Regions from separate parts of the Homo sapiens genome. Here region 1 is linked to region 2. The links are chromatin contacts, found by Hi-C or POLR2A ChIA-PET in ENCODE. All regions are on one chromosome and are shown on one strand. Each heading gives the region's core, a stretch centred on a gene start or an enhancer-like site at or near the end of the contact. The rest is flanking DNA. Distances are from core to core; before and after follow the strand shown.

Region 1 (2,834 bases), core at 274-2,773, 270 kb before region 2:
GTTACCTTTTTGCTGCTAAGCTGCACTGTCTCCCTATTGATCTCAGAATCATAGCAACTATATACGGCACTGCATGCCAAGCACCATTAGAAAAATTTTACACAAACCACTATGAATTAATGTAATTGTCCCATGAATATCCTAATATTTCATATAAGCAAAATTAAGTAGCCTAGCTATTAAGTGATGGAGCTGGGACTTGAACCCAGAGAGACAGGCTTCAGTGTCTGTATTCTTACCTGACACTCTGTAATTGGCCGGTGGCCTCTGAAACCTGCCATGCTCCCCCACCACCTTGTCAGCTTCCTTACTTCTGCACTGAGGACCTTGCCTGCTTGTACTTACTTGTACCCTTCTTGGTCCTACCCACCACAGGGCCTTTGCACACACACTGCCCTCTGCTGAGCATGCTCTTCCTTCCTTTCTAAGCAACAGTAACTTCTCACTTTCAGACATTGGTTCAGGGATGCCATCCATGAGCTCCTCAAGTAAGTCAAAGTCCTGAGAGAGGCTTTCAGAGCACTCAGAACTTCTTCTGTGCAGCACAGGCCTCAATTCTACCTCCTATTGGTTTGGATGATGATTTGATAATGTCCCTGCCTCCCCTCTCTCCACTTCCTCCAACTCAAGTGTAAACTCCATGAGGACGGTGTGTTTTGCTCTCTGCTGTCCCTCCAGGACCTGACATAGGCTCTGACTCACAATATTCCCAGAATAAGGAAATGGATGAAGGGGATGTTGATGAATCGATAACTTGATTTTCAAAACAGTCCTTACTGATGCAGTTACAGAAAAGCTAACAAGGGGAGAACAGAACTAAAACTGTGGTTTTGTTGCACAGAGTTCTGGTTGTCATTCTCAGTGTGATCTGCCATCGTCGGCACCTGGTGCATGGAGCAGAGAACAAGCAGGCTCTGCAGAGGAGAGAGCCTAGATCCTGGGACCAGAAGACCTTGACATGTACAGCCCATTCTCAGGGCTGATGTCTGTCATATTTCTGTGAATTTCAGATGCTCTTTTGTCTCCTTCAAATTTTAACGTACTTGAAAGCAAAATTCATCTTATAACAGAGCCATACACTTAATGAAGTGCATTTTTTGTTGGTCCCTGTGAAGCAGTTATGAAATCAATGGTGAGTACCACAATCAATGGTATTTGGGAATCAAGGAAATTCTATCTGTGGCCCTGGGTAAATTCTTTGCCTTTCTGAGTCCTAATTCCCTTATCTATAAAAGGGCAGGGTTGTTGTAAATATTGGAGATGTATGTAATGGCCTTAGTACAGTGACTTGTAGCTTTAATTCATCGATGGAAAGTCTATTATGCGTTTCATAAAATATGTGTCAGATTAGTGTTTTGTTAGACTAATCCATATACTTGCATGGTCAGTCCTATATTTGGCTACTCAATTTTAGAGAAGAAATGAGAGAGAAGATTTTGAGGGCTCTGTCTTCTTTACATTTTAATTAATTCTGTCTAAAACCTCTTGCTCATATCTGTAAGCCACCAGCACAGCCAGGGGAGGGAGGCACCCTCTAACTCATCACAAGGGTGCGCTCTTAAGGCTCAATTTCGTTCACTCCTCCATTTTCTAAAGAATCTGCAAACATTCTACGTAGAACTTTGTTTCACCCTTACGTTGAAAATGATATGGAATTTGACTCATCTACAAAGCACGTCACTTTTTATTTTATTTTTTAACTCAGGGCAATTACTTGTTCTATTTCTGCATCTAATGCTCTTCCCAGTTTATTCTTGGTGACTGTTAGTCAGCGCAGCTATATTTCAGTAAAAGATTCTATTTGCTCCCAACCAGTAACGGGAGTATGGGGTATAATCTCAGTAAAGTCATCTGGAGTCTTCATTTACGTCACTGTTTGCTTTTCATCGACTTAAGCCAGGACATGAGCAATGATATAAATTAAGCCTTCAGATGATTCTGTGGAAAATTATGGCTCTATGAAGGACCTCCCTTTACCCTTAAAAATATCACAGGCCCAAGAGCTGTCTTAATCACATTTAACTTGGCAGACTAATGTGTACTAAGAATAAACTAGAAAACATACATTCCGATTAAAAACAGAAGAAGCAATTGCTGAATTAGGGCAGAGAAAGAGTATAAAATGGATTGATGACACCTTCCAAGTAAAGAGGTCTGAATCCCTTTTCTGATGATTGGGGGAGTCCGCCATGGTGAGAGAGTTCAAAGCAGACCTTTCCCACTGACTAACTTTTGTGGATGTTGGCAAATATTTTTCCTCTTTATTTATGCTACTGTGATAAGGTTTTCTATTATTGGCTGTGGAACATATTTCTTGTCTTTTAACAGTTGATTTAACATTTGGAAAAAGCAAAAAACATCGAGCGCTAAGCTGGGTGAATGATGTTGGTGATGAAGTAGAGTAGTGGAGTGTGTATATGTGTGTGTGTGTGTGTGTGTGTGTGTATGCAAAAGAGAGAGAGAGACAGAATTTTCCCAATTGATTATAGTGGGTTGAATGATGCCCCCTCCCCTCACCCAAAAAAGATATATCTATGTCTTCATCTGTGGAATCTGTGAATGTAGCTTTGTGGCAGGCTAGGTCTCACTAACGCAGACCTCCATAACAACTGTTTCAGCACTGACTGAGTGGTTAAGTTAAATATTAAAGCTGAGAGAGCCAGTGCCCTTATACAAAGGCAGGAAGGTAACAAAAGCCCACCAAGAGTTTTGCCCAGGGCTTTCCTGGGCCTTGAAGCATGACAAGATAATAAAGGAATTCTTAACAGGAATTCTTAATCTGTTTAGAATTAAACAAGTTTTATTGGGGGTCTGAAGAAACTCCCCTGGCCTCC
Region 2 (3,133 bases), core at 451-2,950:
AGGCACCACACTGCACATCTCTCATCTAGGGCACTTAGCACAGAGCCCAGTACATAGAAAGTTCCCAGTAAATGGCAGCTCTTAGCTATCAGAGAGAGCTGCTGGTAGAGATTTTAAGGACCATTAGCTAAGAGATGCTATGGACACTGTGAGAGGAGGTCCCCTTGAAAGGCTCCAAGAAGGAGGATCCAGAAAGAGGGAGAAGCAGAGAAAGTGATGTTGAAGGACTCACCTAAATGACATGGCCCAATGTGGTACTACTACCCCAAAGCCCCAGGGAGTAGGCAGGAAAGTGGGGTAACTCTCCTGCCAGACCTGGACATGAAGTTCCCCATCATCAAAGACACCTTCCTCCTAAGACAGCCCTGCCACTCAGAAGGGCTCTGCTGCTTAGAAAGTTCTCCCTAAAAGCACAGAGCAAAACCAGATTGTTTTGGGTGTGTCAGTGAGCTTTCTTTTTCAAGAATCCTTGGGAAATAAACATTTTAAGGAGATGTTTTTCTCTGAAACCAAAAGAAGAGCCAGGCATGGTGGCTTATGCCTGTAATCCCACCCCTTTGGGAGGATGAGACAGGAGAATCATTTGAGTACAAGAGTATGAGACCAACCTGGTAGAGACCCCCATCTCTAGCAAAAAAAAAAAAAAAAAATAGCTGGGTGTGGTGGCATGTGCCTGTAGTCCCAGTTACTCAGGAGGTTGAGGTAGGAGGATCGCTTGAGCCCGGGAGGTAGAGGCTGTAGTGAGCCGTGATAGTGATCGTGCCACTACATTCCAGCCTGGGTGCTGGGTGACAGAATGAGACCATGTCTCAAAAAAAAAAAAAAAAAAAAAAAAAAGAGAAGAAGGAGGAGGAGGAGGAAAAGGGGGAAAGAAAATTCTCCCTCAAACCCAGGTAAACTCTGACTTCTTGTTTCTTAAGCCTTTGACACCTCTTCCCCTCGGGACCAACTTGATTCTTCTCCCACAGCCTCTTGCTCAGTTTGAGCTGTGAATGACCAAGTGCCTTTTTAAGGGCCTCCTTTGTACGTGGATCTGGAAGGGAGGACGGTGTTATCAGAGAAAGAGGACAGTGTTATCAGAGAAAGAGGACAGGGGCCCTTATCCTGAACCAAATAGAGGCACCAAGCCTTTATCTCCTTCCTGGGTCTGTATCTGGGAAGAACCTGCCCCTCTTGAGCCTTGGGTGTGTTTCATCCCTCAGCTGTCTCCTAGAAGGAGCTCTTGCTGGGAGCCTGAGCTGGCCAGGGCCTCTCTGCTTTCCTAAGGAGGTGGCTTTTTAGAGTACCTGCTGTCCCATAAGTGGCTCCCGACACCAAAGCCATGCAACATCTAGAAAGGCCCCCTTTCTCGTCACTCCAGATTCCTTTTCCTAACACTAAAATCCTCTTGGACTGGTCTTTGCAGATCCACAGGAGGAACGGTTTCTTCCTCCCCTCCTTGCCTTCCTCCCCGCTCACTCCACCTCCCCACTAACCCCTCAGAGCAGCCAGGGAAAGTACATTTCCTTCCCAAGAAGATGATCCAATTTGTTCCCAAGAAGAGGCCCGTTGCCCCAACCCAGCTTCAGACTCAATAAGCACACTCCGAGAAGAACAAAATGAACCTCAACTTAGCACCCACCTTTCCAGCTCCTCCAAGAGAGCTTTCTCTCCTGAAAAGAGAGCTGCACCCAGCCAGCCCAGGAACGCAGGCTGTCCCTGGAGCCTGGGCTGTTAGCGCGAGTGCAGGAGGCCAGCCCAGAGGAGTGGTCAGCGTGAGGGAGCCAGTCATTGGGCCAGTTCAGGGAGGAAAAGCAGGCCAGACCTCCCCGGGTTGTAGAATTGCTTCGCCTCCACCTCCTCCCGCTCTGTCCCCACCTCCTCTGCCCCTCCCATTTTTGGGTTTTCGGGCCAAGGATTCCATTCCGCGACTTCACCGGCTTGTAGCCAGTGACCTTCAGCACACAGCAGGGGAATAAAAATGAGAAAGAAAATCGCCTGTTTGGAGAGGTGTACAATGACCTCTTTATTGAGAGGCCCTTTGCTTTTCTGTAAGTCAATAACTTATTGACTTATTTTTGCTGCATGGAAATGGGCACCTTGCAAATGTGCGTGGCATTTGCTCCAGAGCTGTGCTGTCATACCTATGAGAGCAGAGCAGCGGGTGGGTCGTGATGACACACTCAGGCTGCAGAGTCCCAGCCTTGTCACTTCCTATCTGTGTACGCCTGAAGCAGCTGCACCACTCCCTGCACCTCCTTTTCATCATCTGTAAAATGGGGGTGTGAGGCTGTCCACCCCGCACGCCCACCGTGAAGATCCAATGAGATCATTACTCGCCCAGTGACAACACAGTGGCTGGCACTAGCCGCACTCATAAGTAATCATCATTGTCATTGTCGTTACCGTTATTATTAAAGAGATGAAGGAGTCTTTTTAAAAAATGTGTTGTCTGGGAGAACTAGGAGTGTTTCCCTCCCGACGTCTGTCCTTTTTTTGCTGCCATGAACTTTTCTCAATCATAGCAGCCCTTTCCAAAAATAGAAGCTCTTCTTTCCCAGAAAAGCCCATGTGGGAAAAACCAGGCAGCCTGCTTGCTGGCCTGCCCGTCCTCCTGCATTCCTGCAACAAATGTTTATTGGGTGCTCATCCATTCCAGTCACCATGCTGTATGCCGGGCACCCACAGCTGCATGAGTCACCTTGGGGGTTCATACTCTGGGGACGGAGACAACAACGTCAGTAAATGCATCCAGTACAGAGTGGGGAGCGCAGCGACGAAGAATGAACAGGGCCTCGTGAGGTCCCAAACACCCGTTTCGGTGGCAGGAAAGCTTATAAAAAATCTAAATCTCTGGATCCCACCCCAGGATGGGTGACTTAGTTACCAGCAGGAGCTTCCTAGAATCATCTTGGAAAAACTCAAACTAATGATCTTTATCCAGGGACAGGCATTCTGCGAGATAAGAGGGAGACTTCCCAGAACTGAGACTCCAGCCCTTCCACCCTACCGTCCTTCCTTCTGGCCCGCTGAGAACTCAGGCACCAGTAGCTCAGTCTTGCACCTCTGCATTCTGTTGGTAGGCGTAGTTATCCTCAACTAATGAGTTTTCAGAGTTCCCCATGCCACCCACCACCCCACCCCCACCCTGCAA

What was found. Hi-C counts contacts between places; a loop is a spot of excess contacts on that map. ChIA-PET counts read pairs that join two places held with the same protein, here RNA polymerase II (POLR2A). Pooled maps may share reads with other maps.
Region 1: a map of ascending aorta shows a loop between it and region 2 (3-fold over the local background). The contact joins the enhancer-like site here to the promoter of SOD3 in region 2. A Hi-C loop is called at or near these places in 2 of 168 maps with a recorded cell type or tissue (ascending aorta and tibial artery) and 6 of 50 pooled maps. POLR2A ChIA-PET finds 5 or more read pairs at or near these places in 1 of 52 experiments (H1).

The regions. Positions count from the first base shown.
Region 1 is chr4:25,059,845-25,062,678 of GRCh38, reverse strand. No RefSeq gene overlaps it. Among named protein-coding and RNA genes, the nearest start is that of LGI2, 30 kb to the right of the region's middle. Within about 2 kb of position 1,523, at least 2 of the 41 ENCODE cell types and tissues checked have a DNase peak (open chromatin) inside an H3K27ac peak, as active enhancers do.
Region 2 is chr4:24,794,140-24,797,272 of GRCh38, reverse strand. SOD3 (superoxide dismutase 3) reads right to left here and starts at 1,700. Exons shown (of 2, transcript NM_003102.4): 1 at 1,622-1,700.